Regions from separate parts of the Homo sapiens genome. Here region 1 is linked to region 2. Evidence: read pairs that join two places in POLR2A ChIA-PET (ENCODE). Cell type or tissue: PC-9. All regions are shown on one strand. Links, peaks and the distances in the headings refer to the core of each region. The heading gives the core; the rest is flanking DNA.

Region 1 (17,204 bases), core at 3,587-11,586, 340 kb after region 2:
GGGTGGGTGAGGCATGAGAATCACTTGAACCTGGAAGGGGGAGCCTGTGGTGAGTCAAGATTGCACCACTGCACTCCCGCCTGGGCAACAGAGCAAGACCCTGTGTGACCTTGTGTCCAAAAACAGACAAACAAACAAATACCATGTGGAGTTTGTTTACTCTTTAAACAAATATCCTTCATGTGTTGAACTGAACTATAATTATAGTTAGTAGGGCACATAGCAGGTTTTAATAAGATATCTAGTTCTTCCTCTTAAGGTAACTCGTTAGAACTTTTATGAGAAAGAACTAAAGAATTTCTAATGGGGCAGCTAATCCACTCTTTTGTGCACTCTGTTCTGCTGATGATCTGATGTTAGTCGGGGTTTCTGTTTGAGATTCCTGAGCCTTAACTGCTGATGACAGAGTTCAAAATCATTGCTTTCTAACTTTGAGAATGACTGCCTAATATGACATCATTTTCTACCCCTGAGTGCTAATAGTCTACCTTATTCCTCCTGCCTGTCCTTCTCCTTGAGGAGGAGGATCATCAATGCACTGTGTGGATTGAAGTGGCTTCATACCCTTTTGATGTTAATGTTCTCCTTTGCTTAAAGTGTGAACTGAATATGGATCCCTCATTTATGAAGCACCATGACACTTCCTGGGTAATGAACAATTAAACAGACTTCTCAGCAATAGTGACTATTTTTCTGATTTTTCACTTCATGGACAATATTGTATGCAAGTTAAATTTGCAACTAGCTTGAGGCTTCACACATGGTGAGTTTGAGAAATTGAATTCTCTACCTCAAATGTATTTCCTTTTCCTTGAACTCTACATTCAGGTCAGCTGTCCAGTTCTTAAACAACAGGTTTTGGAGAGGCAATGAGTAATAAAATAGCATTTTCTCCTTCAATTCTATCTGCATTTGAAAAAAATAACCTTTTATTTTTGATTCAAAGAAGAGAGGAGTTTTCTTGTCTTTCTACATCTGTTCCAACTCCTCCAAATGCACAAAAATTTTTTCAGAGCATTCCAGAGTTTCTCAGACTGCACATAGAAGATTTTGCATATAGATACATCTTGGCCATAATAACCTTCTACTGAATTAGTAGAAAATAGATGTATTCTAGGTTTTCATATCTTTATGGCAATATGAATAGACAAGGCTCTTCTTGCAAAAATATCTCCTGAACTGTGCGGGAGATGCTTGGAAGACCCAGTCAAAATTACGAAGTATCCCAAGTTTGTATCCTCCTGTGGCTTCCCCGTATTACAATAATGTCATTCTGATCCAGGTTCCAGTACTCTCAAGCCCTTGTCCTTCCCTTTTCATTTTAGCTTGCATTCATCCAAGTATTTGGATGGAAATTATCAATACCTTATACGAGAACGTATGGGAGGCTGAGGCGGGCGGATCACGAGGTCAGGAGATCGAGACCATCCTGGCTAACACAGTTAAACCCTGTCTCTACCAGAAAAATACAAAAAATTAGCCATGCATGGTGGCACGCGCCTGTAGTCCCAGCTACTTGGGAGGCTGAGGCAGGAGAATCGCTTGAACCTGGGAGGCAGAGGTTGCAGTGAGCCAAGATCACGCCACCGCACTCCAGCCTGGGTGACAGAGCGAGACTCATCTCAAAAACAAACAAACAAAAAGAATGTAAATGATTGGGAGTTAAAATTATGCTTTTCAGTTTTCAGCCATGGATCATGTTTTCTTGCCTTGCCTGATTCCTAGAGTCTCACTCCATGATGTTTCCTCTTTATTATAAAGATTAGATGGCTTTGCATTGCTGCCATGTGGCATTTATACTTCTCAAGCAGCTGTGTCATCTTATTCTACCGTTTAAACTTAGTTTTACTTTAAGTCCACATCTAAACTGTTTGCCTGCATGCCCAGCACTTTTTCCACCCTCTACATTTTATTTGACTGGAGCAATCACCTTAGCCTCTCTAGGTCTTTGCTTATCATCACTCTGCTCATTCTTCAAGCCTCACTTGATTACTGCCTCCTCTGTGTTGCTTTCCTGGATTTCCTCAGTAAGACATAGTTTCTCCCTTTCATACTTCTGTGGTATTAAGTATGCACCAGTTACATGTGACTCATCTCCAAGTGCTTTGGCATGGAGATATTATTTATGTTCCTTATATGACTACTGACCACTTTTTTCTAGACTAAATATTGAAACACTTGGCCAGATAATTTTGCTTAATTTTGAGTTTCCTTTTATACTTTTTAAAACAAATTTTTGAAATTAAATTACATTTTGTTAGGTTGCAAATCTGAAAAAGTCCAAGGATGAGGTGAGTTTGTTGTGGTCAGTTGGGTAGTTGCTAAACTCATAGCTGGTTTGTGTCTGCTGACCAGCACATTGTTAGCCTAGAGAAAGTCTACATGGGGAACCAGATTATGATGCAAGCGTTGCTTGGAGAGCCCTTGATCAAGAGCAAAACAGGTTGGTAGACTCGAGGGATAGTTCAGCTAGGTCTGATGGAACATTCCAGTTTTGCCAACAGAAGGAAAAACATTGGAAGGGCTTATCTTCCCCAGGATCTGGATCTGTTCCACTGGGTAACATTTAATAAGCACTAACATGGTCTCTTCTTTCACTTGCCATTTCCTGTGCTTCTTTTTCCAACTACTACATCTCCTTTGACACATTTTCTTTTTCTTTTTCTTTTTTTTTTTTTGAGATAGAGTCTTGCTCTGTCACCCAGGCTGGAGTACAGTGGTACGATCTTAGCTCACCGCAACCTCCACCTCCCCGGTCCAAGCGATTCTCCTGCCTCAGCCTCCTGAATTGCTGGGATCACAGATGTGCGCCACCACACTCAGCAATTTTTTTTTTTTTTTTGTATTTTTAGTAGAGGCAGGGTTTCACCATGTTGGCCAGGCTGGTCTCGAACTCCTGACCTCAGGTAATCCACTGGCCTCGGCGTCCTAGAGTGCTGGCATTACAGGTGTGAGCCACTGTGCCTGGCCTCTTTTTAAGTGTATCAATACCATCATTTTGGCTGCTTATTCTGCCCTGGGAGCCATTCTGTCTCTTTAGGAAGTTTTTGCGTGTATCAGATCTCATCTTTTATATTTTGATGTTTAATAGCATTTAAAGGATTTTGTTTTGTGTTTTTTAAATGATTTGAAAACAAGTGTGCTCACTAATTAATAAACAGCAGATTCAAACTTTTGTTGCTTTTTCAAGAAAAAAATGAAAAATTCTGTAACAATATATCTTAGCCATAAAACACTTGTAATCAGCACTCCTCCAGAAATTTCAGGATGTAAGTTATCTTAATGATTATACTAGAAAATCTTGGAAAGCAGGGATATGGCTAACTTTTTATAACATGTATCCCTACTGTCACAACAAGAGTTAAGACTTAATAAATACAGTCATGTGTTGCTTAACAACTGGGATATATTCTTGTAACCACCCAAGGGGTTCATTTTGCCTGCTACCTGGATACAGCCAATTTATCAAGAACCAGGAATTGCAGTAGAGAAAGGGTTTAATTCATACAGAGCCAGCTGAATGGGACACTAGAGTTCTATTACTGAAGTCAGTCTCCCTGAAAATTCAGAGGGTAGGGTTTTTCAAGGATAGTTTGAAGGGCCAGGGAATGGTGCTGCTGATTGGTTGGAGATACAATCATAGGGATGTGGAAAATGGTCCTCATGCATTTCTCAAGTCCACTCCTTTTCTTAGTTCCTGCTTAGCGGAGGTGTTAGAATTTGCTTCTTGGTGGGGCCACAGGACTGGTTGGTGGGTCCAGGTGGGGCCACCAGTTGTCAGAAATGCAAAAACCTGAAAAGACATCTCAAAAGACCAATCTTAGGTTCTGTAATAGTGATGTTATTTGCAGGAGTAATTGGGGAAGTTGCAAATCTTGTGGCTAATTTGTTAGTCCTACAAAGGCAGCCTAGTCCCCAGGAAAGAAGGGGGTTTATTTAAGGAAAGGGCTGTTATCATCTTTGTTTCAAAGTTAAACTATAAACTAAGTTCCTCCCAAAGTTAGTTGGACCTGTCCCCAGGAATGGACAAGGGCAGCTTGGAGGTTAGAAACAAGATGGAATCTGTTAGTTTAGATCTCTTTCACTGTCATAATTTTGTCACTGTTAACGTTTGCAAAGGTGGTTTCACTGTAGACTTTATAAACACCATATACTTAGACTATACTAAGTTTATTAAAAATATTTTTCTTTCTTTAGTAACAAATTAACCTTAGCTTACTATAAGTTTTTTACTTTTTGAAGTTTTTAATTTTTTTGAACTTTTGACTCTTGTAATAACAGCATAAAACACACTTTGTACAACTGTACAAACATATTTTCTTTATATACTTATTCTATAAGTGCTTTCTATTTTCATTTTTTCCCTTTAAACTTTTTAATTTAAATGAAGACAGAAACACAATACCCTAGGTCTACACAGGTTCTGGATCATCAATATCATTATCCACCACCTCCACATCTTGTCCCACTGGAAGATCTTCATGGACAATAACACGAAGCTCTCGTCTCCTGTGTTAACAATGCCTTCTTCTGGAATACCTCCTGAAAGACCTGCCTGAGGCTGTTTTATAGTTAATTTCCTTTTTTACAAGTAGAAGGAGTACACTCTAAAATAACGATTAAGAGTATTGTACAGTAAATAAATACAGCAGTAACAGAGTCGGTTATTATCATTATCAAGTATTATGTACTATACCTAATTGTGCTACATTTTTGTATGCCTGGCAGTGCAGTAGGTGTGTTTCACCAGGATCACCACAAACATATGAGTAATGTGTTGATCTATGACATTACCAGAGCTACCATGTTGATATAAACAGGAGACAGGGAAATACTGGGTAGAAGAGGGCAGTTCCCTGGCAAAAGCCTTACTCCCAAGCCTGGAAACCTGCAGTCCTAAATGGGAATAGGCATTCCTGTTTGTGCATCCAAATGTTGCCTTTTGGCCTGCCATGCCCCTCTGTCCTGTATCCATATAAACCCCAAATCCCAGGCTTGATGAGCAGATGAGCAGACAAACAGAAGAGCAGAGGAGCAGAAGAGTGGTGCTGCAGAGAAAGAGAGAAGAGAAGGAGCATCTGAATGTCAAGAGGAGTTTGGATGGGGATGGTCAGAGAGGAGATCAGCTGCAGGACAGCCAAACTCCAGGGGAAGATCATCTCTCACTCCATCCCCTTTCCAGCTCCCCACCCATCCTGCTGAGAGCCACCTCCATCACCCAGTAAAATCCTCACATTCACCATCCTTCAAGTTCATGTGTGACTTGATTCTTCCTGGACACTGGACAAGAACCTGGGTACCAAGAGGGCACTGAGCTGGTTAACACTTAAGCCATCTGCGGATGGCGGAGCTAAAAGAGCACTGTAGCACACCCACTGGGGCTTTGAGAGTCACAGGCACACACCCCTAGATGCCACCGTGGGATGGGAACCCAAAAGTGCTCGCCCTGGCTCCTGCACCTATCTGTCTACATGCTCCCTCTCCTATAACAGGCTTGCACAGCAGTGACTGCGCAACAGATGAGCCACACCCCTTCCACATGTCTGCAAGGGGTATCAGGGAACTCTCCCCTTTCAATGTCAGTAGGTAATAGGAATTTTTTAGCTCCTTTATAATCTTATGATACCACCTTTGTGTATGTGGTCTGTCATTGACTGAAGTGTCGTTATGTGGTACGTGACTGTATTTATTGAGTGGATGGTCAATTGTATGAGGTACTTGAATAATGAGTGGTGTGAACCTTGGTTTTATGACATCTTCTGAGAGCTGCTTTCAGGTGGGTATAAGAAGAGATATTTCTAGTCTAGGTCCCCACTCCTTTTCTTAGTTCCTGCTTAGTGGAGGTGTTAGAAAAAAAGGTTGGACTCTGGCACTATTTTCCTCCATTGGTTATATGGACTCAAAGCCATAACTTAAGGAAGAATGTCTATTTTTAGATTTGGTGACTGATTTAGATAGGTTGCTACAGAAAGTGGTACAAAGATATTTCACACATAGAATATCAAATCCAGGGTGCTTTAGCACTGCATTCCAATGGCCTGGGATGGATGGGTGGAAGCCCTGGCAAGCTGAAATAAACCAGGGCAAGCTCCTCTTTGGAATTCACAAGTCTGACAACTGGTGACTCAGGCTCTAGTCAGGAGACCTGAATGTTACGTCTGGCATCACGATACCTTAGTTTACAGAGATTAATCTAACAGGCCTTCAGTTAGTTTGCTTTATTTTAAAATTCTGCTTAGCTTTTTGTTGCCTACTAAATTTCTCCTGATGTATATTTAGATGTAGGTGAAGGCTGTAGATGTATGCACTACCAACACCAGCTTCTGGGAGGGAACATTTTCCCACTCACAAGCAAGTGAACTTTGCTTTCTCCATGAAGAAGAATGACCTGCATGATGGCTTTCAGAAGTGGAGAACATGGCTCACAGTTCCCTCCACAGTTCCTCCATGGCCTTTGGTTGCATCTTCTCTGAATGGAGGAGCTTGGGTTATGTGAAAAGCAGAGCTACCAGACTACATAAATGTTTTAGTGAGAAGGCAGCAAATTAAAATATCAGAAATTTTGAAAGGAAAGGTTTATAATAGTTAGATTTAAAACATACTTTGAGGCCAGGCAGCGTGGCTTACGCCAGTAATCCCAGCACTTTGGGAGGCCAAGGCGGGAGGATTGCTTGAGGGCAGGTGTTCGAGACTAGCCTGCACTACATAACAAGACCTTGTCCTGTCTCTATTAAAAAAAAAAAAAGGAAGGAAAGGGAAGAAAAAGTGCTTTAATATTCAGAGGCATGAGAGATGCAATGAGTAATATAGGACCTTCTCTAAGGACACTGGGGGAGCACTCTACAGAGGTGGTTCTAATCTAGCCTGGCAAATCTCTGTTCCCTTCATGCCTTGTACTTCCTTCTTCTTTGTGACTTTGCTAATGTTATTCCTTCCTCTTGGACAAATTTCCTATACTAACCAAAAGGCCCCAAGACACAGGGGGAAATGTGGTAAATCTGAGACTGGAAGGAAATTACCATCTAATGTCACTCTTGTACAGTATAACTATTGTTAATATTATTGCTGGGGTCACTCATTTATTCATATCACAAACACTGACTGAGTGCCTATTATTTGCCAAGCATGGGCAATAAAGAGTTGAAGACCAACAAAGCCCCTGCCTTCCCAGAAGCTTATTTGCTTGTGGGGAAAATAAACAGTGGATCAATTAACAAATAAGTAGATAACATAATGTCACGGCCAGGCGTGGTGGCCTCATGCTGGTAATCCCAGCACTTTGGAAGACTGAGGTGGGAGGATCACTTAGGCCCAGGAGTTTGAGACCAGCCTGGGCAGCATAGGGAAATCCCATCTCTACCAAAACAAAACAAAACAAAACAAAACAAAACAAAACAAACAATAAACGAAACACATGGTGGCGTGTGCCTGTAGTCCCAGCTACTCAGGAGGCTGAGGTGGGAGGATCACTTGAGCCCAGGACACAGAGGTTGCAGTGAGCCAACATCTCCCCACTGCACTCCAGCCCGGGTGACAGGGTGAGACCCTGTCTCAAAACAAACAAACAAACAAAACAACCAAAAACCAAAAAAAGTAATGTCAGATGGTGACTGTTTTGAGGAAAATAAAGCAGGGTAGGGGAACTAGTGATAACTGGTAGATTTGGGTTTCTCCATCTCTGGCTGCTTTTGCATCCTCAGTAAGGTGAGAGTGGCAAAGGAAATTCCAGGTTGACTTTCGGGTTCAGTGAATTTTCTACCCCGTGTCTCTTCACTGCCCTTTCCCTCCCCAGAACCTCTAAAATCTGATCCTTAGATTCTGCAATGTAAGTCAGCTTCCTTCTTCCTGGTTGCCAGCTCACTACATTCTTATTCCTGGATAAACCAAAAATCTCTTCCTTGTTTTCATATTTTCAAAAAGATGTAGAAATCTCTCACCTGCTCATGTTCCTTCCTTTTTGTCTTGTTGGTATATATACCTTTTACAATTCTTTCACTACCAAATGTAGTTGGATATTGGGATGTAGTCACAACAAACACATAAATACAATTCACCATTTTTAAATGGACTTATTCATTTAGTCTGCTTAAAATTGAGATAATAACACACGCACCAGTTGGGTTTCTCTGAGAACTCTGGGCATTTTTAATCCTGGCAATTTTTAAATTGCTTAGCAGTAAAACAGTCAGACAACAGCACCTATTGTTATAAATCCCTGCCTCTTCTTACCTCAATGAGGCTATCCTTTCTCTCTATCAATTCTGTCAGCAGAATTAAGAAGAGCCATTGATTTCCAGTTTGTTCAGCGTTTTTCTTCTTAGGATGGGAGTGATGACTTCTAACCTCTTTACATCTAGAGACTCAATTTAAGTCTACTTCTTTCATTCAGCCTTCTCTCTTCATTTTCAGCTGCCTGGAATGTCTTCTTTCTCTCAGTTCCTATCTTTGACATTAAAAATCACAGTACTTAGTTATATTCTACCTCACACCAATCATTTTACTTGTTAATATCTTTTTTCCTAGTTAGATTGTGACATTTTGGAATAAAAGAAAAATATCCTTTTTTACTTTATAGCTCTCCAGATTTCATTAGATTAGTATAGATTCGAGTGCCTTTTATATATCAGGCAATGCCTAGTGTATAATATTTTTACTTATGGGTTTTAGCATTTAACTTATTTAATGATCACAACATTCCTATGATGTTATTTGTTTTCATAATTTGTTGAAATGAAAGCTGATGGTCAGAAAGGTTAAAAAGTTGTCTGGTCATAATTTTTGAGGAGGCAGAGCTAGGTTTTGAACGCAGGTCTGTCTGATTCTGAGAATAATCCTGTGCTCCTTCAGCTGAACCACACAGCCCCTCTTAGTGCTTTGTCTCCATAGACACTAAGTGTATTCTTGTTGATTGAGTGAATTAACGAGTGAATTATCTGGAGCTCTTTCTGCTTCTGTTTTCTTCTCTGTACAATGAGGATCATCACATGAACCTGATCTAAGAATAGAATAGTCCAACTGAGTTCCCTTAATTTGGTAACCAAGAGAGAGTAGAGTTAATTAACTAGAACCCTTTGCCATCACTTCTCTCTAAACTTTTCATCATTTTCCTCTAAAAGTCCGGTCCTGAGCTCTATTACAAGATAGAACATTTTAGCCTCTATCGAAGAGAGCACTATTAATATTTTATGGCATTGGCTCCTTTTTTCCTAATACTGTGGGATTAAAATAATGTTTACTAAATTCTGGATGTTCGATTCCTGTTTTTTCATGATATTTTATAATCCAGGCCTTCTTCATAGAGACACAGGGCTATGTTTTATAACTGCCAGGGTCAAGCAAAGAACAGCTTGTGTGAGATACTTAAAGAAATAGCTAAGCAGTAACTTCAGACCTTCTGTATATTTTCCTCAAAATTTTCTCTCAGTTTTTGTCTCCCTACAACTCATTTTTAGAAAACAAAAACATAACACAATTTTGCCCTTTTAAAAGATAATACAGCTGGGTGCAGTGGCTCACGCTTGTAATCCCAGCACTTTGGGAGGCTGAGGTGGGGCAGATCACCTGAGGTCAGGAGTTCAAGACCAGCCTGGCCAATATGGTGAAACCCTGTCTCTACTAAAAATACAAAAATTAGCTGGGTGAGGTGGCGGCAGGCGCCTGTAATCCCAGATACCCGGGAAGCTGAGGCAGGAGGATCGCTTGAACCTGGGAGGCGGAGGTAGCAGTGAGCTGGAATTGCACCACTGCACTCCAGCCTGGGCGAAAGAGTAAGACTCTATCTAAAGAAAAAAAAATGTACTATAATAATTTACAAAGTACAGAAAATATCTAAAGGAAAAGAAATAACATCTCACAACCTCATCATCTAGATATGACTGCAAAAATTTTGGCATATTTCATTTCAGCTTTTAATTAATTTATTTTTGCAGAAGACATTTATTTCAGATATTCTAACTTTATAATCTGTAGAATTTTAATGATATTTTTGTATGACATCTATCATAAACATTTCTGCATGTCATTGAAATATTTATAAATGTTATTTTTATTTAAACAATGCATAATTGATATAACCCTTCTCTTAAAATTGGTGATTTCACATACCTGGGGATGAGCCGATGTGAAACAAAAGAGAAAGGGTAAGAGATAGCTAGTCTCTTGACTCATTTTTTTTTTTCCATATGACTTGAAAAAAAGAACTTATCTTAGAGACCTCTAGAATAGTTAGCACAAATAGATTTCTCAATGTGGTTAAGATGAAATACAGATACTGAATTTACTCTTTTATGTGAAATAAATAAAAACTGGATAAGATATATATAGCAACAGTTTTCAAGACATTATACCTCAGACAACAAAGGATAATGACCTCTGAGAGAGGGAAAACAAATTAGGTGAGCCTGTGATTGCCCCAGTTTACTGCCTGGAGAGAGATTCCAGGCCAGGGTGCAGAGAGAAGGGTTGCGAATGGAAACTATTGCTCTTTCTGAGTTAAGGAGAGAGACCTGAAAGTCTGCAGGTACAAAGATAGCTGCAATTCATGAGAAAGAGTTCCAGAGAAAAGAAAACTGAACAGAGAGTGAGCTCTGGATTTCTGTAGTGTTCCTGCTGACTCTTCTGCTGAATCATGATCAGTGCATGTGTGTGGCTGGAGAAAGAACCTCTGAAAAGGTTTAGAGGGACAAATCCTTAGAATCACATAGGCCTGGGAATAGCTCCTCTTTCCACCAGAAAGAGTATAAAAACCATGAAATTCATGGGACATTAGGTAGAGTACTTAGAAGGGTTTTGCTTCAGCAGTGAGAAAAAATTAGTCCTAGACCAAATGTTGCTCTGATCCTAACAAAACTTAAAAAATGAGACCCTAAAGGATAAAACTGTTTCCAGGTAACTTAAATATATACCAGAACAAAGCCGAAGACTATAGGAATATGAAAATATCTAGCAGTCAGTAAGGTAAAATTCATAATGTCTAATATGCAACCAAATATTACCATGAATATAAAGAAGCATGAAAATAAATACCCATAATTCCAAGAAAAATCAATTATACATAATTGCCCCATCAATGACACAGATGATGTAATTAGTAAACAAAGAGCTAATTATAACTGCCAACTCTAGCCATTACACATGTTCAAGTGGCTAGAGGAAAGATCAAATCACGACACAGAAGAAATAAAAAGACAATAAAATATGTACAGATGAAAATTACAATATCTGAGATGAAGCATAAGCGAGATGGGATTCGCAGCAGATTAGATATAGAAGAAGGATTAATGAACATCAAAACATGTATGACAACAGTAGTATAAAGTCTGTAAGAAAAGAAATGGAAACATACTGGTATAAGGTTTTACACTATGTATGAAATGGTGTAGTATCACTTGAAGAGAGACTGTGACTAAAGACCACTGTAACCTCTTAGGGAAAGAAAAATATCTTTTTCTACCCATCCTGGGTTCACAGCTGAGGCCACTATAACAAAAAACAGATTAATAACACAGAAGCATACACATTTACTTAATATAAGTGTTATGTGACACAGTAGCCATCATAAGGAAAGAAGACTCAAAGAAACAGATCTGAGTATTTTTATAGTAGGTTTGATGAAGAATGGATAGTCATGGAGAAATATAATGGGGCATATAATACAATGGGGTTATGATCTAATGGTAGTAAACTGGGGGAAATTTAGCTGGGTTTGCTTGTTCAGATTTTTCTCCTTGACCTTTTGTCGTGAGAGACAAGGATGTTTCTTTTCTCTGGGTATAGGGAGGGCACCTCTCACATGAGGGACTTATGATCTGCTTCAGAGAAGTGCCAGGGAAGAACAGAGTGACCGTCCTGCTTCTGCAGTTTTCTCAAATTCATACAGCTTAAAATATTTAACATGCTAAGGTGTTACATTTTGGGGTAGTATATCTTGATACCCATCACCTGAAACCAACCACTTTATAATAGTAACACAAAGAGTTGTACATAATATACCATAAAGGTGGTAAAATGGAATCATTGGAAAAGTCAATTCATCCAAAAGAAGGCTGAAAGAGGAAAGCAAAAACAAAGAAGAGATGGGAGAAATAAAAATTAAATGGTAGGGACATGAGCATCCATTAATTTTGGTATACAGGAGGGGCTTGAGGGGTGTCCTGGAATCAATCCCCCTCAGATACCAAAGGATGACTGTATATTTTTTAAATTAAGAGACTTTCATTCTTTAAATATTCTTGACTTACAGTTTTTTAAAAAGAAAAAAAATCAAAGCATAGTATAGTTGTTAAATCATTTTAATAGTATATTCAGTGGCTGAAATGACAGGGAGTATCAATCATTATTTATTCAATATAAAGTTATCCTTACTGAAAAAATAAGATATAACTGGGAAATATGCTTGGATCCCTCACACATCCACTTAATTTCTTAAAGGAAGAAAGATGAAACACATGTAAGAACAGAAACAAATAAACCATTTACTGTAACATTCCAGGAATTGTGGGATCCTTTTCTTCCCAAGTTTATTTATTTGCTTATCTTTATCTCCTAGTGGTAGTTTGTTTCCTTTGGTAGAATATATGGCAGTCCCACATTGGTGACACCTGGTGCTCCCTTCATCCAACTGGATCACTTTGAGATTCAGTTTTACACCTTTTTAGCATTTTCTTTGTGTTCATATATCAGTTATGATGAGCCACTGATAATATTTTGTTCTAAAACGAAACATATTACTTAGTACTTTTTTTATTGTCTCGCTGACTTTTAAAATTTGAGTGATGTACAGACTTTGTTTTTTTAATGAAATATAAATATTTTCTCATGGTTTCTAAATTCCTTATAAAATTAAATTAATTCAATCTGCAAAAATATTAAATGGTAAGAGAATAAACTCATCACTTAGATGTTCATATTAAATGTAAATGGCCTAAATACCCCAATTAAAAGTTAAAAATGGTCTAATTGAATAAAATACCCATATCCAACTATATCTTGCCTATAAGAAAATATTGCCACTTGCAGTATAAAAATACAAATAGGTAAAAGATAAAAGGATGGAAAAAGACATACTATTTTAAACTAATAAAATATTAATTAATTAATTAGTCAGATTTCAGGACCTTTTTCTGAATAATTGATAGAATAAACAGACAAAAATATCAGTAAGGATACAGAAAACCTCCAAAATATTATCAATCACCTTGAATTAATTAATATTTATGGGGCCAGGCTTGGGGCTCATGCCTGTAATTCCAGCACTTTGGCAGGCCTTGAGCTCAGGAATTCGAGACAAGCCTGGGCAACACACACACACACACACACACACACACACACACACACACGTGTATATATATATGCACACACACACATCAGCTAAAAGCAGCAGAATACACATTTTCTTCAAGAGAACACAGAATATTTAGCATGATATGCTATATTCTAGGCCATAAATAAATCTCAACAGACTTAAAATAATTCAGCTAATACAAAGTATATTCTGTAACTACAGTGGAATTAAGTTTGAAATTAATAGCAAAAGATATCTGGCAAATCCCCAAATATTTGGTAACTAATATCATACTTCTAAATGACCCAGGGTCAAATAAGAAATCAAAATAGAAATTTGAAAGTGTTTGAACTAAATTAAACACACATTTCAAAACTTTTGAGATGCAACAACAGCAGTATTTAGAGGAAAATTTATAATAGTATAGACCTATATTAGAAAAGAAGATCTCAAGCCAGTGATCTCAGTTTCTACCTGAAGAAACTAGAAAAACAAAACAAATAAATCCAAAATAAGCAGAAGAAAGTAAGTATTAAAGACCAGAGCTGAAATCAATAAAGTAGAAAACAGAAAAACAAAACAAAACAAAATTTAATAACACCCAAAACTTGTTATTATACAGATCAGTAAGATTGATAAACCACTGGTCAAGACTGATTAGGAATTTATCAAGAAGAAACGATTTCCTTTTTTTCATACTGTATATGTAGCACCCAAAAATAAATAACTTTAGTATAACATTTATTCATCTAATACAGAAGACAGAAATGAGAAAAGTGGCATCATTACAAATTCTACAGATAGTAAAAGAACAATAAGATAATATGATAAAAAACTCAGGCCAATAAATTTGACAACTTAGATAAATTGCACAAATTACTTATATGACACAATCTACCAAAGTTCATTCAGGAAGAAATTGATAATCTTAGTAGCTGTATATCTATTAAAGAAATTAAGTTGATAGTTAAAAATTATCCTACAAAACGTATTCCAAGCTCTGACTGTTTCCCTAGAGAATTGTACCCAATATTTAAGGAGAAAGTAATTCTAATTCTGCGTAAACTTTTCTAGGAAATTGAAGAGGAGGAAATATTTCCCAACTCTCCCTGAGGCCAGTGCTACTCTATCCAAAACCAGAAAAAGACATTCCAAGAAAACAAAACTACAGACCACTGTATGCAAGAAGCAATCGGAAATTAAAAATTGTAAAATATCATTTAAAATATCAGAAAAAGTAATTATGAAGTACTTAGGAACAAACCTGACAAAAGTGGCTCAAGATTTGAACACTGAAAACTATAAAACATTGCTGTAAGAAATTAAAGAGGGCAGAAATAAATGGAAACCTCATTTGTGAATTAGATAAATTTAACACTGTGAAGATATTAATTTTCCTTAAATTGGTCTATAATTCAACAGAATCTCAATCAATACCTCAATAGGCTTTTAAAAATGCTTGCAAAATTTGACAAGCTAATCCTAAAATTTATATGAAAATGCAAAGGACCTACAAGAGGCAAACTATCTTTGAAAAAGAAGAGTAAGTTTGGAAGACATATACTTGCCCTCAGAGCTCATTATAAAGCTACAGTAATCAAGACAGTGTGAGACTGAAATAAAGATAGACAAAGAAAGACAATTTCTAGGTCATGAGAGTTATGTTTCCTAAAGGAAGGCAGCAGATGCTTATTAACTTTCCCCGTGCCCTCAGGATGCCTTAAACAGTGGTTGCCAACCACTAGCAGCTTTAGCACCACTTGGAAGCTTTTTAGAAAAGCTAATTACTGGGCCCATCCCAGACCTACTGAACCAGAATCTCTGTGGGCAAAGCCCAGGAATCTGTGTTTTCACAAGCTCTCCAGGTGATAATGATGTCCATTAAAGTTTGAGATCCATTGCCTTGGCCTTTCCCTGCTAGAAATCCTCCAGGATTTGGGAGACAGGGGAAGAGGTCTGGAGAGAGTGGCAGAATTCAACACCACAGAATGAAGAGGAAAATTGATGGTCTTTGTCCATGGAATCCATTAAAATATACTCTCATTGCTGCCAGGCTGAGCTGATGAATAAAAAATAAGCTAATCTCAAATCAAGCCATCAGGCTATTGATGATAATTGTGTTTTAGGGTGAGCAAACAGCTTTACCAAGCTCACACAGTTGAGACAATTTGTTGTTTGGAACTATCTTACTGTAAGATCCTTAAGAAGAATGCAGAAGTATGAAAATAAATCCAGGACTCAGAAATCTTTCAACTAAATCTTTAAAATTCTCTCTCTCATGCACACACACACATATGCACACATACACATATAGTAAGATTTCATGACACATGAGACAGGATGTGAAGCTGAACAGTTCGATGAATGCCTGAGTGGTAAGATCACCTTGAAGAACCAGAAGTGAGGGTCTATTCTAGCTGGGTATGAGCTACAAACTCATTTCTTGGGGAACACATGAACACATCGGGGAGGCTAAGTAGCTTCTGAGGCTACTAATAGAATTTCAGTCATTTCTCCTGTCATCTGAAAAATATATGATATTGAATTTCTAAAAATGGGTTTAGTGTAGTCTAGTCTTACTGTCTAAAACTAAGATGTGGCTTATTCCAATAACCAAAGTGATTCCATCCCATGTGAGGGAAAAAAAGGATAATGGTGAATTAAAAGCACCTGCGTGTATTTGTTGCTCCTTTAGAGGAGTCTCTCTTCATCAACGTTAACTTTCTTTCCTACTTTTGATCTGGCTGCTAAAAGTCTAGGTTTAGATCTCAAACCATTGTCCTTCTCTGCATGATGTAATAGTTACAATTACAGTCTCAACCCTCTGGCATTTAATGAAGATGAAATTGATTTCTTTAGACTGAAAACAAAAAAATCACTTACAATCAGGATACTGAATATGGTAGCAAGTACAAGGTCCCAGCTTCTAGTAGACTTGGCAGACTGTCAAGCTCTTACTAAGTGACCCCACCCCATGCCTTTTTGTCTTTTCTGTTGCCACACAATTACAATAATTTGTTCTCTGAATGCCAGAGTACTGACAAGGAAAGGAATTCTGAAGCTGGCTGAGAGAAGTCGTGTAAATCTCCCAATCTAGGCTCCATTGACTCTTGTCTCTTTCTTTGTATGGAACTGATTTTATAATTTCTGTGGCAATGAAAGACTAGTACCCAAAATGACTGCTGGTCCTTTGTTTATTGATCAATCTGAGCATGGACTAGAATTCATCCTCCAATTGGTAACAAGAAAAAATTGGATGGGGAAGCATACCATTGGCTAAGGCAGCACAGCAAGTTTGAATTTGGCTGCCTCTTCTTTCAATATTGGTTGACATCATCAAGAGCAGACATTGGCGTTGGAGTTAAGAGTATCAAGAGAGTTAATAAATACCAATTTAGGGTAATATTTTATGCCTAGTCTTTATCTTTTGGTGAAGTGGTTTCTAATATCATCTCAGACTAAATCTTATGGGATATTTCTACTTGTAGATGCTAAGGTATTAAGAAAAAGCTCAAAGTAGTTGTGTTTTCCTTATCTTCCTAAAAGTTTAGATTAAAGATGCCAAAAATTTGTGTGTTGGTATGTGTCAAAGCATTTGAATGCCCTTGTAGACTATTAAAACCTTTGTTCTGTACCAGGCACTGTATTGAGTATATTGCATGTATTTATTATTATATTTAGTTCTCACAGCAACCGTACACAATAATTACAATTCCTTCCTTTCACTAAGGCATAGGGAGTTTAAATAAATTAGCCACAGTACAGGATGGCATAAAACTGTAGCAGAGCCAAAACTCAAACATGTCTCTGTCTGACTCAAAAACATAGGCTCATTCTCCTAGAGCCAGGCAACAACCTGAAAGCTCTTGAGTTGACTTTTCTAGTTCTGTGGATGAATGCAATCATCTCAGGACCCAGATAA
Region 2 (14,508 bases), core at 839-8,838:
TGAACATATATGATGTCCCAGGCACCATTCACAGGTATGAACTCACTGAATCCTCAGAGCAACCTTATGAGTAGGGATGATCACTCTGTTCTTTTTAATAGCTGTTGAGACTGAGGCATGCCTTGCTAATAAGATGGCATTGCCCAGTGTGGCAGGTTGAGTAATGGCTCCCTGAAGATGTCCACCTTCTAATCCCCAGTACCTGCAAATATTACCTTGCATCGAAATTACCTGTAAAGTAAAATGGTAAAAATGGAATATAATCTTACATGGAAAAAAGGGATTTTGCAGGTATGATTAAGTTAAGGATTTTTTTTTTTTTTTTAAGATGGAGTCTCACTCTGTTGCCCAAGCTGAAGTGCAGTGGCGCAATCTCAGCTCACTGCAAACTCCACCTCCCAGGTTCAAGAGATTCTCCTGCCTAAGCCCCTGAGTATCTGGGACTGCAGGCACGTGCCACCATGCCCGGCTAATTTTTATATTTTTAGTAGAGATGGGGTTTCACTATGTTGGCCAGGCTGTTCTTGAAATCCTGACCTCAGGTGATCTACCTGGCCTCCCAAAGTCCTGGGATTACAGGTGTGAGTCACCATGCTCGACCTAAGTTAAGGATCCTGATACAGGAAGATTATCCTGGATGATCTGGGTGGGTCCAATGTTGAGGAGAGTCCTAATAAGAGGTAAATAGTAATGTCAGAGTCACAGAAGGAATGTGATGATGAAAACAGAGAAAGAGAGAGAGAGAAAGGGCAGAAGAGAAGGAAAGAGAGGCTTGATGCCACACTGCTGACCTTGAAGACTGAGGAAAGGACCGTGAGCCAAGGAATGCAGGCAGCCTCCAGAAGCTGGAAATGAATTCTCCTCTGGAGCCTCCGGAAAGAACAGAGTCCTGTTAACGCCTTGATTTTACAACTTTTGACTTCTAAATTTATGTTGTTTTAAGCTATTAAGTTTGTGGTAATTTGTTATAACAGCAACAGGAAATAAATACACGAGGATTAAAACCCAGGCAGTTTGACCCTAGTGCCATCGTTCTTAACTATGGTCATATATGAGGTTATTAGCTATGTCCAGGGTGCTATGTGAATCTAGAGAAATAACACTTAACAGAGAGATAGGGAAGGACAGATAGTGTCAGCAAGATGACAATCTAGCTCTCTTAAGTGGGGCAGGAGTTACGAAGGCAGTGAAGGAAGGAAGGATAAGGAATTGAATTAACATAGAAAGATATGCATGATATCATAGGTGAAACTATTCTACTATTATGTATTTGTTTCCCCATTTCTGTTTTTAGAAATATATACATGAGTTTATTTATATTTATAATCATATGTGCAGATAATATGCTCTTATAGTGCTCTTTGGGGAGTGGGTTTCTGGGTAAATGTAAGAGAAGGCTTTACTTTTTGCTTATAAATTTTCACATTATTTGAAAATTTCATCACACATGTATTATGTTGGGCTTACTTTTTTGTAAAATAAAGTATGTGTAATATATCATTTTTCAAAATTGGAGAAAATGATATGCATTGCTGGGATGCAAATTTTTATGTATAATATAAAGCTTTGTGCTTCTTTAGTATAATTTCCTTAGTATGAAAATTTCCTAGAGGTAGAAGTGCTGAACCAATGGATACAATATTTGGAAAACATATTTAAAAAAAAAAGATATGGTAGACAATGGATAAGCCAAAATGAATGTATGAAGGGAAAGAAGATATTGAAGTTGGTAAAGAGAAGACATGATAGTTGCCTACTTGTATGTAAAGGCAGAAACATGGTATATTAGTTTGCTAGGACTGACATAACAAAGTACCACAAACTGGGTGCCTTATACAACAGAAATTTATTTTCTTACAATTCTAGAGGGTAGAAGTTCAAGATCAAGGTGTCACCAGAATCAATTTCTTCTGAGGCCTCTCTGCTGGGCTTGTAGATGGCCGCCTTCTCCCTGCGTCTTCACATGGTGTCTTTCTGTAGATGTCTGTGTCCTAATTTCCCCTTCACACAAGGATACCAGGCATATTGGATTAGGGCCCACCCCAATGATTTCATTTTAACTTAGTGACCTAATTAAAGACTCTGTCTCCAAATACAGTCACATTATGAAGTTTTCGGGTTAGGATTTTAACCTGTGAATTTTGGGGGAACACAATTCGCCTTATAACACATGGAAAAGAAAGCTCCAGAATCAATACTAGTGATGAGAATTTATCTTCACTATGAGAAGTAAACTTTGTTATATATATGTATCTATATGTATATATATACAAACACATATATATACATATATACACACACACACACACATATATATATACATATATATATATATATTTTTTTTGAGATGGAGTCTTGCTCTTGTTGCCCAGGCTGGAGTGCAATGGCACAATCTCTGCTCACTGCAACCTCTGCCTCCCGGGTTCAAGCAATTCTCTTACCTCACCCTCCCAAGTAGCTGGGACTACAGGTGCCCACCACCACACCTGGCTAATTTTTTGTATTTTTAGTAGAGACCGGGTTTCACCACGTTGGCCAGGCTGGTCTCAAACTCCTGACCTCTGGTGATCTGCCTGCCTCAGCCTCCCAAATTGCTGGGATTTTGAGACTCTGTCTAAAAAAAAAAAAAGGATGGACTGGACATGGGAGGGAAGTCCCATAAGATGATCATAATGGAGCTGAAAAATTTCTATCGCCTAGTGACATTGTAGCCATTTTGACATCAAAGTGCAATGTACTACTCAAGTGTTTGTAGTGATGCTGTTGTAAACAAATCTACCACACTGCTAGTCATATAAAAATATAGCACAATTGGCCAGGTGCAGTGGCTCACGCCTGTAATCCCAGCACTTTGGGAGGCCGAGGCAGGTGGATCACAAGGTCAAGAGATCAAGACCATCCTGGCCAACATGGTGAAACCCCATCTCTATAAAAATACAAAAATTAGCTGGATGTGGTGGCAGGCGCCTGTAGTCCCAGCTACTTGGGAGGCTGAGGCAGGAGAATTGCTTGAACCTGGAAGGTGGAAGTTGTAGTGAGCCGAGATTGTGCCACTGCACTCCAGCCTGGCAACAGAGGGAGACTCTGTCTCTCTGTCTCTCTCTATATATATATACATATATAGCACAATTATGTACAGTACATAATACTTGATAATGTAATAAACAACTTGCTGGTGTATGTATTTAATATACTATATATATATATACACACACATATTTTTTTTTTTTTTTGAGACGGAGTCTTGTTTTGTCACCAGGCTGGAGTGCAGTGGTGCTATCTCGGCTCATTGCAACCTCCGCCTCCTGGGTTCAAGCGATTCTCCTGCCTCAGCCTCCCAAATAGTTGGGATTACAGGCGCATGCCACCACGCCCAGCTAATTTTTGTATTTTTAGTAGAGACGGGGTTTCACCATGTTGGCTAGGATGGTCTCCATCTCTTGACCTCATGATCCACCTGCCTCAGGCTCCCAAAGTGCTGGGATTACAGGCGTGAGCCACCGTGCCTGGTCCTATACCATACTTTTAATCATTATTTTATAGTGGACTCCTTGTACTTATTTTAAAAAGTTAACTGTAAACAGCCTCAGGCAGGTCCTTCAGAATGTACCCAGAAGAAGGCATTGTTATCATAGGACGTGACAGCTCCATGTATGTTATTGCCATGAAGACCTTCCAAGTGGGACAAGATGTGGAGGTGGAAAGCAGTGATATTGATGATCCTGACACTGTGCAGGCCTAGGCTAAGGTGTGTGTTTGTGTCTTAGTTTTTAACAAAAAATTTAAAAAGTAAAAAACTAGTAAAAATTCTAAAAATGAAAAAAAGCTTATAGAATAAAAATATAAGGAAATAAAATATTTTTGAGCAGCTGTACAATGTGTTTTAAGCTAAATTTATTATAAAAGTCAAAAATTTTTAAAAATTAAATAGTTTAAAAAAGTAAAAATGTTACAGTAAGCTAAAGTTAGTTTACCTTTGAAGAAGGAATAGGTTTGTAGCATAGGAGCAATAGGCCACACCATATAAGCTAGGTGTGTAGTAAGCTATACCATCTAGGTTTGTGTGAGTACATTCCCTGAGGCTAACACAAGGACAAAACCACCTAACAACACATTTGTCAGAAGGTATCCCCAGTGCTAAGTGACACATGACTATAGTTTGCCAACCCTGATCTAAAGCTGTAATTCAAGAAAACTTAAAATATTTACTAGTTTGAACATAAGTATGTAGTGAGCCCAGACTGATTAATTATGAGTTATACTCATTTCTTTGTTGATTTGTTTAATAAATGCTGTATTTCTGAGTGATAATCATATAGTCTGGTCCCTTTCCAATAACTTTATACCTATATTCTATTATGAAGATGTAAACTCTGAACTTTAGTTTAATAATAGCATATTTCTGGACCAGGAATTTAGGTTTTTAAAAAGTTTTTGCTACAAATACTTAGGTTAAATCTGTCACAGAAATGATGTATCACATGCTATAACTGCAAAATAAGGGACAGAGAGATGAAGGTTAAGATGATGCATCCCAGAGAGTTGGTCTTTCATTCTGCTATTCATTCAAACAATATTCACATGTCAACATGTGCAAGGCACTAGAATGCATTCCTTGGAGAATTCCAGGATGACATAGACATAAACATGATCTTCAAAGTCTCCAGTGCTTTCTTTGGATAAAATGAGAATAGAATTGCCCTGGCCTTGGGAATTAGTTTAGGGAGAGCACATGACCAAGCTAGAACAAGTGGACTCTTGCCATGAAATTTTAGCCTCAAGTGGAATACCTTCGCTGTAAGAGCATGCAACTATGTCATTGAGGAGACAGTTCATTCGTTCCTGCCCTGTGCTACATAGAGTTGCCCTTTTTCCAAGGATGTTTGGTTTGCAAAGGGGATTAAAAAGAAATCATGCTGGAAAAGTAAGTTGGAGTGAGCTGTGGTGAGCCTTCAAAACCAGAGGGAGGAGCATGAACTATATTCTATAGATAAAAAAGCTTCTTCTAATACCATAATTGATTTTAGTGGGTTAGCAATAAACCAGGTGAATACAACATCCATGTCCATGATGTGCTAAAGACCAGCCTGAGTTATGCTAGGTAGAAGGCTGATTACAGATTGGAAGTATTTGGCATTCCGTGCAGATTTTCCTGTTCTGCTGCTCTACAGCAGGGTTTCTCAACCTCAGCACTGTAAGAATTAAAGAAATAGGAAAGAAACATGAAGGGTGGCTCGACAGTCAACAAGGACAGGTTTATTTTAGAAAACAAACCTGAGAGGGGCTTCTGGCCGAGTTAGGTCAGAGCCCACTCTCTTACACACTAAGAGGTTTTAAGGATTCAGGGTGGAAGAGTTTATCAGAGGCTTGGACTGCTTCTGTGTCTCTTTGTTGTGCTTATCTGGGAGGGAGAGTTGTGTGTCTGTTCCCATACATCTTTCTGCAGCTGCAGGCATACCCCCCAATTCTGCTTTTAGCTTCCCTAACTTAGTGCACCTGAAGGGAAAGGAATGTGCTTATTGGGGCCCACTGTTTTACCGGGGCCCATTGTATGAGGGCGAAGTTTGGCAGTTACCCAAGAGCCTTTCCCCCCACCTCTGTTTATCTGTGTTTTACTGTCTGCTCTTTCTGGCTGCTTGTAGTTAGAAGAGAAGTGATTTCCTTGAAATGCATGACACTAGAAAGAGAGCTGGAACTTAAAGTGGTGGTGTTTGTCCAACATGACGGTGCTCCTGCTCTGTCAAGCACTGGTGACATTTGGGCTGGATAATTATTTGTTGTGGGAGACTGCTCTGTGTCTTGCAGGAGGTTGAGTCTCCACCCACTAGATACTACCAAGTAGTACCACCTCTCCTGCTACAATAGGAAAAAATGTCTCTAGACACTGGCATGTGTGCCCTGGAGAGTGGTATAGTTTCCTATTGCTGTGGTAAGAAATTATGACAAAGTTAATGACTTAAACACAAATTTATTCTCTCACAGTTCCAGAGGTTGGAAGTCTGAAATGAGTCTTATGAGACTAAAATCAAAATATTAGCAGGGCTGGTTCCTTGTGGAGGCTCTGAAGGGAGAATCCATTCCCTTGTCTTCTTTCAACTTCTAGTAGCCACCTATATTCCTTGGCTTGTGTCCTCATTTACCTCTTCAAAGTGCATCTTTCCAAACTTGACTTCTGTCATCCTATCGCCCTCTCCTCCACTCTGACTCCTTCTACCTTCCTCTTAGAAGCACTGTCGTGATTCTCTTGGGCACACCTGCATAACCCAGGCTCATCTCCTTATCTCAAATCCTTAACTTAATCACATCTGCACGGTGTTTTTGCCATGTGAGGTAATGTTCACAGGTTCTGTGAGTTAGGATGTAGACATGTTTGGGGGCCCATTATTCAGTCTACCACTAGGGCAAAATTGCCCCATGTTGAGAACTACTGCCACAGAAGAATGGGGCCAGATAACCTAGATTTGAGTCCCAGCTGCACTTACCTACTAGCTGTGTGACATCAGTTTTCTGTTTTTTCTTTTTTTTTTGGTGGGTGGGGGAGACAGAGTCTTCCCCTGTCTCCCAGGCTGCAGGGCAGTGGCGAGATCTTGGCTTACTGCAACCTCCGCCTCCCAGGTTAAAGCAAGGCTCCTGTCTCAGACTCCCGAGTAGCTGGGACCACAGGCGTGCGCCACCACACCTGGCTCATTTTTGTATTTTTAGTAGAGATGGGGTTTCACCATGTTGGCCAGGCTGGTCTCAAACTCCTGACCTCAGGTGATCCACCCGTCTCGGCCTCCCAAAGTGCTGGGATTACTGACGTGAGCCACCACACCCGGCCAACATCAGTTTCTCATCTGTAAAATGGAGCTAGTAGTAGTACTTACCCCATGGAATTTTTTTTTTTGAGAAATAAATGAGATAAAGCACACAAAGTCAAGCAGTTATCAAAGTCCTTGTGATATGGTTCTTAATACTTGTTACCTATTGAAAATAAAAGTAAAGTTACATTTAGGATTTGTAAATATGTGGATTAACTTCATGGACAAATGTAGAAAATGACAGTGGTCTCTAAGGAACAAGCCCCTGGCTAACTTGGAGTAAATAGCACAATCATAATTGTTTAATTATGAACATGCTCTAATTCTCATGCCACTCTTACAAGGTATGTGAGGTCACACAAGAGTTTCTCCAATAAGTTTTTATATATTTATTGAAATGTACTAAAAGTTTCTATTTTATGCTTTTTACATGTAGTAACTCATTTAATGCTCACAGCTACTCTGAGACATAGATAATATTGTTATTCCCATTTTACAGATGAAGGAACGAGGGCACAGAGAGATTCGAGTTGTCACCCAAGCTCACATAGCACCAGTGACAGAGGTGAGATTTGAATCAGGCAGCCTCTGTCTAGAGTTCCCTTCCTAACCTCCATTCTATACTGCTTTCAAAGATCCAGCCCTTCCCTCAAATCACGTTTTCTTACTTAGACTAGGGTTTGATTCATGTTTACTCACTGGGAATAAAGGTCAGTTAAACAGAATGAGAGAACAGGAAAGTCTTTCAAAATGATGCTTCTGTCTACTTACATTGTCTGTTACTTTAACAACTTAGGGATTCTTGGAGCAAGTAAAGAACCAAATATAAAGACTGCTTTGTGGGAGGTAGCTTGGATCCTTCATCATTTTTTTTCCCCCCATAACTCCTGAGTTCCACTGGAGACACAGATTCTCTGGGGGTAAGATTAGCGGATTCGTATTTTAACAGACCTCTGGCGGTTCTTCTCTATGCTAAAGTTTGAGAACACTGCTTTCAGCATTTCTAATCTCATCTCAAATTCATCAGGGAGCTGTTTCCTCCTTCATGAAAAAATCTTTGACTTAATGATAGCTACCCAGGCCTACCTTATTAGCTAAAGGGGGCATAGAGACTTAACTCTCAGTGGTTGACAATTATTGTAAAGTAATTCTTGCCGTTATTTTTCTCCCCTAAGGGTAAACTTAGCAGCAAATGGCATACTAGTAACTTAACCAATTGAAAGGGTAACAGCAAAACTAACAACCAAGTTTGCTTTTGATAGGTAGAATTGGCTGCCTATAAGGTGTGACATGAAAGTTGAAGGAAGGCTCACTTTTGCAAATATCTTTCCCACTGTTCTGCCAGGGGGAAGCAATTTTTTGGTTTGGGTTCCCCTAAATTCCAAATATGTTACCTAGGAGGAGTAATAAGTTATACATTAAACTGTTATGATTCAATCACAGCTTTAAAAAGATCGCAAAATTAGCTCTCAGGTTACTTAGCAAATAACCAATTAAGGTCTTGAGAGGATAATATTTGGGATGGGAAAATTTAGGTGGGTAGAAAAAGGCTGAGCAAAGTCAAGAATGTAGGCTGTTACCAAAGGCCAAATGGCAATACTGGACCAGCATATCTTCTTCTGCTATTTCCTTTATGCCCCTGAGGGTTCTTCTGAAGCAGGAGTTGGCAAACTTTTTCTTTTCTTTTTCTTTTGAGACAGAGTCTCACTCTGTTACCCAGGCTGCAGTGCAGTGGCATGATCTCAGCTCACTGCAACCTCCACCTCTGGGACTCAAGCGATCCTCCCGCCTTAGCCACCCGAGTAGCTGGGACCACAGGTGCACACCACCACACCCAGCTAATTTTTTTGTATTCTTGGTAGAGACAAGGTTTCACTATGTTGCCTAGGCTGGTCTCAAACTTGTGAGCTCAAGCGATCCGCCTGCCTTGGCCTCGCAAAGTTCTGGGATTACAGGTGTGAGCCACCACACCTGGCCGCATACTTTTTCTATAAAGAACCAGATAGAGGCTGGGCATGGTGGCTCACGCCTGTAATCCCAACACTTTTGGAGGCTGAGTCGGGCAGATGACCTGAGGTCAGGAGTTCAAAACCAGCCTTGACCAATATGGTGAAACCCTGTCTCTACTAAAAATACAAAAATTGGCTGGGCATTGTAGCATCTGCCTGTAATCCCAGCTACTGGGGAAACTGAGGCAGGAGACTCGCTTGAACCTGGGAGGCAGAGGTTGCAGTGAGCTGAGACTGCACCATTACACTCCAGACTGGGCAACAAGAGGGAAACTCCATCAAAAAAAAAAAAAAAACCAGACAGAAAATATTTTAGGCTCTTCAGTCATGTGGTCTCTGTCGCAACTGCTCAACTCTGCCATTGTAGTGTGAAAGCAGCCATGGACAATATGTAAACAAAACAGTGTGGCTGTGCTTAGTTATGAATCCTAATATTTGAATTTAATATAATTTTCATGTTATAAATTTTTAATTATCTTGTTTTTTCTCAACCATTTAAAATATGAAAATTATTCTTAGTTCAGGGCACATATAAAAACAGATGGTAGGCTGGATGGGCCAGTTTATTGATCCCTGTTCCAAAGCAAAATCAATTTGCTGTTTTCAATACATACTCCATGCTATCCTACTTCTTTACATTTGCTTTCATTATTCCTTCCACTTACGTAGAAGGAGCCCTACACACCCCAACCTACATGCCCATATGTACCCATCACCTAGTTCAATTATTAGCTTATTTTCAAAGTAAACTCTCATCCTCTAAGTGCCTTCATCTATACTTCTCTGATGGCCTTGATCATGGCAGATTTGTATTACTTTGTGGTCTGTGATTTTTTTTTAAATTTTATTTGTTTACGTATTTATTTATTTTTGAGATGGAGTCTTGCTCTGTTGCCCAGGCTGGAGTACAGTGGCACGATCTCTGCTTACTGTAACCTCCGCCTCACGAGTTCAAGTGATTCTCCTGCCTCAGCCTCCCGAGTAGCTGGGACTACAGGCACACACCACCGCGCCCAGCTAATTTTTGTATTTTTAGTAGAGATGGAGTTTCACTGCGTTGTCCAGGCTGGTCTCAAACTCCTGAACTCATGATCCTCCCGCCTTGGCCTCCCAAAGTGCTAGGATTACAGGCATGAGCCACTGTGCCCAGCCAGGATGTTTTATTTTTATATCCTCCATGGCACCGAGCCTAACAGAGTTAGCAAAGTGTCCTAAGTCAAGGAAGAACCATCAGCATTTAGGAAACAGCATAAAGATTGTACCCGGCCAAAAGTGGAATGAAAGTAGTTAAAAGAGAAGTGAAAACGTTTCTGAACACCTATAGTGGTTTGAATGACAGCCTCCCAAAAGATAGGTCCTTGTTCTAAAACCTGAACCCGGACAGGCGTAGTGGCTCACGCCTGTAATCCCAGCACTTTCAGAGGCCAAGGCAGGTGGATCACGAAGTCGGGAGTTCAAGACCAGCCTGGCCAACGTAGTGAAACCCCATCTCTGCTAAAAATACAAAAATTAGCTGGGCATGGTGGCGTATGCCTGTAGTCCCAGCTACTCGGGAGGCTGAGGCAGGAGAATCACTTGAACCTGGGAGGCGGAGATTGTGGTGAGCCAAGATCATGCCACTGCACTCCAGCCTGGGCAACAGAGTAAGACTCCACTCAGATAATAGACAGATAAATAAATAAATAAATAAATAAAACCTGGACCCTGTGAATGTGACCTTATTTGGAGAAAGGGTCTTTGCAGATGTAAGTAAGTGAAGGATCTTAAGATGAGATCATCCTGGACTACACCCAATGATAAGTGTCCTTAAAGAGACAGAAGAGAAGACACACAGAGAACGCCATGTGAAAATGGAGGCAGAGATTGGAGGGATATAGGCACCTGGAATGCAGAGGGAGTGAATTCCTGCCAACACATAAATTTCAGACTTCTGGGCCCCAGATTGTGAAGAATAAATTTCTATTGTTTTAAGCCACTCAGTTTGTGGACATTTGTTACAGAAGCCCTAGGAAGCTAATACAACCCTCACCACCTGCTTTCCCAAGTTGTGTTAACAAATATCTAATATTTATTTAGCACTTGTTATATTCAGCTTTAAATAGATAATTACATTAAACTTTCACAGCAATCTTATAAAATAGGCATTATTATTATTCCTTGTACAGATGAAGAAACTGACATCTGGAGAAGTTGAAGTAATTTGCACAAAGATTCACTTGGCTAGTAAGTCATGAAACCAGAATTGAACCCAAGCAATCTGATTCCAATTCTCTTCTCTTTTTTAAAAAAAATTTATATATATACATTTGTTATTATACTTTAAGTTCCAGGGTACACGTGCACAACGTGCAGGTTTGTTACATATGTATACATGTGCCATGTTGGTGTGCTGCACCCATCAACTCGTCATTTACCTTAGGTATTCCTCCTAATGCCATCCCTCCCCCTCCCCCCACCCCATGACAGGCCCCGGTGTGTGATGTTCCCCACCCTGTGTCCAAGTGTTCTCATTGTTCAATTCCCACCTATGAATGAGAACACGTGGTGTTTGGTTTTCTGTCCTTGAGATAGTTTGCTCAGAATGATGGTTTCCAGCTTCATCCATGTCCCTACAAAGGACATGAACTCATCCTTTTTTATGGCTACATACTATTCCATGGTGTATATGTGCCACATTTGCTTAATCCAGTCTACCATTGATGGCCAGTCCTCTTCTCTTAATCACTGTTACCTGTTAGGTTCTTAATCATTCTCCTTACATTTCACATACCTTAACAGAGAGGAAGAAATGTTGGTTAATGACTTCCTTCTTTGGGGAATGATATTTCCTAAACTGGATTTCTGCTCTCCCAGCTACTCATTCTTGGTGAACAAGCATAGAATAGTCTACTGCTCAGGTCAGGACAACAGAATCTCTCTCTGGGTCTCCTGCCCTTCATCCTTCTCTGATTCCTAAGGTGGGGGAGCTTGGAAGCTTTATGTTAGCCTTTAAAGAGTATGGCCTTCATGAAAGTCTGTTCCCCTGAGCAGCTCTATTTGAATGCATTTAATAACTGTAGCTTCTAGTTTCCAATAAGGAAAATAAATAAGAGGAAACACAACTGCAGGCAGCACTGGGATGATGTCAACAATGGAAATATCAGCATGGTTCCTGGAAAAGTCATGGAGAGCAAAGTGCTCAAGAGCCATTGAAATCCTTTCATAGGAATAGGTTCTGAGGACCAAATGTTGTTAGAGTCTTCAGGGAAGCAAGATAGCACAGTGGTTAAGAGCATGAGTGCACTTGGGTCTAGGTTTGAATATCCTGGCATTATCACTTACTAGCTCTGTGACTGAGCAAATAACCTTGAGTCTCAGTTTTCTCATCTTCAAAGTGGGGAATAAAAATATTACCTACTTCATAGGTAATATTTATGTAGAACACTTGCACACGTAAGCCCTCAATATTATCAAAGTGTTAGCTGTTAAATTGTGTATGAAAGTCTTGAATGAAGGTTTTCACTCACCGCCTTTTCTCTCACCACCACCCTTACTCCTTTCCCTTTTACTAAATATAATTTTGCCACTTTGGCTGGGCGCGGTGGCTCAACGCCTGTAATCCCAGCACTTTGGGAGGCCGAGGCGGGCAGATCACTTGAGGTCAGGAGTTTTGAGACCTCCTGAAACCTCATCTCTACTAAAAATACAAAAAATTAGCCGGGTGTGGTGGCGCATGCTCATAATCCCAGCTACCAGGGGGCTGAGGCAGGAGAATCACTTGAACTCTAGAGGTGGAGGTTGCGGTGAGCTGAGATCGCACCATTGCACTCCAGCCTGGGTGACAAGAGTGAAACTCCATCTCAGGAAAAAAAAAGAAAAAAAAATTTGTCACTTCATTAACTTTTGAGTACCTCTATGGAGACCAAAAGTAAGTCAGCAAGAATAAAAAGAAGAATGCACAAAGCTTACACAAACTTTCCTTGAAAAATAATTACAAAAATAAAAAATGTTTTCAGAAAAAAGAAATTTTACATTACCAAAATCAAGATTATTTTACTCTATTCTAACCCAACAGATACAGGTTATTTCATAACCCCATTATGTGGAAATTTAGGTAGGGCCATTTTCATCACTTAATTCCTCTCATCCCCCACTCCTGCTGCCTCCTAGAAGCATTCATTATCTCAAGATAATTTCACTGATTATTGAGGCATTATTATTCTGTCGCTTCTATTGTGACCTCTTCATTTCTGAAATCACTCCTTTGCTTCAAAGATGACACACTGGTAAGGATACTAATTTTCCCCTACTCTTGTATTAACCAGGTCCCATAGCCCCAGCATCTGAAATTTGAAAAACCAGAATGTATAATACCATTAGTAGAAAATAGCATATGTAGCAGTCATTGCAACAGCCATTTTGCTGATAACACTTCATGCTTTCTTATCACTGTTTTCTATCACCATTACTTTCAAAGCATTTTCTGTCTGCTTGATACAGATTACATGCATATGGATTTTTGTATAGTAATGCTTATGGAATATAGTATTATATACTCTTCATATTTGGTATTATTTGTTGATGGATTGAGACCCAGGGAGCATTAAATAACTGCCGAAGCTAGTGCAGTGAATTTATTGTGAAACCTTGAATCCAGAATCTAGATTTTGACTCTCCACTCTTGAGCTTATGGTAGAACTATATGCCTTAGCCCTTGCAAGCAACAAAGAGTATCACTGGGCTTTAACATAGTTACTATAGTACCTCCTTTTCCTTAGTCTGCTTAATTCTATCCCATCCTAAAGAACTTTATCTTGGTCTGTCCTGTCACTCTGTCTTCCCTGCAAAGTTTCCCTTCATACCTTCATTCTTTCCCTTACCCTACTGGCATCTGATTCCATCTTCAGCCACTCTACTAACCACTGTTATCGTCAAAGTCAGCGATGAACGTCTTGCCAGATCTCCATGAGGCCCCTTCTCAGTCCTTAATTGATTCCATATTATCTGAGATGATAGAGCATGGACACCTTCTCAAAATTCTTTTCTCCCGCTATTTAGCCTTGCTCACCTGTTCTGATCTTTGCCCTGTGACTGTTCTTCTGAAAACTCCTTTTTGTTAGTAAAGATTTATTGAGCATTACTGTGGAACAGACATCATGTTAAACACTTTACCTGAGTAATTTAAGGGTCAGCCTTTCTATCGTGCAAGAATCATCTTTCCCTAATTATTTTTTGGGAGCTAGGTGTGTGTCACATTCCACTCCCATGTTTATCTGCACTGCTGCTTGCTTCATCTCTGTCACCAGCCCCTAAAGACTGTGAAATCTGAACACAGATAGTTACCACTTTGATGGGTCCCAAAATGTGTAAATCAGAGATTTGGAGATTTTTTCAACTTTGGGAGGAAAAATGTGGGACATGGTAGTCCGGTCCTTACAGGGGCACACAAAAGATAGCTTCCCTCATAACAAAATTAATTCATGATACCATAGATCCCAAACAGTTTTTCTGAAAACTCAGTTATAGGATCTGAGTGATGTACGAATGAGTGTTAAAGGTTTTTACATGTGAAGGTGTTGTCCTTCATTGTGGCTCTTGCATTTTGCTAGAGGCCAAAAAAAAAACAAACAAACAAACAAAAAAAACAAAAAACAAAAAATCCTTTTCCAAGGAAAAATTCCCTTCTTTAAAGGGAACTACATATTGAAAACTTATGTGGG

The links. Peaks named below come from ENCODE experiments on the same cell type or tissue, not always from the same donor. Only the 100,000 strongest peaks of a DNase experiment are listed, where the experiment ranks them.
Region 1: POLR2A ChIA-PET joins it to region 2 with 10 read pairs; 2 of 35 experiments call an interaction of 5 or more read pairs at or near these places.

The regions. Positions count from the first base shown.
Region 1 is chr9:72,659,527-72,676,730 of GRCh38, forward strand. The region is part of intron 5 of TMC1 (transmembrane channel like 1); the gene reads left to right. Among named protein-coding and RNA genes, the nearest start is that of TMC1, 150 kb to the left of the region's middle. In PC-9, for the core only: no CTCF peak of the experiment used is centred there; a DNase peak (open chromatin) is centred at 7,865; H3K27ac peaks cover 581 bases.
Region 2 is chr9:72,317,690-72,332,197 of GRCh38, forward strand. LINC01504 (long intergenic non-protein coding RNA 1504) reads left to right here. Exons shown (of 5, transcript NR_110952.1): 3 at 10,975-11,032. Among named protein-coding and RNA genes, the nearest start is that of LINC01504, 20 kb to the left of the region's middle. In PC-9, for the core only: no CTCF peak of the experiment used is centred there; no DNase peak of the experiment used is centred there.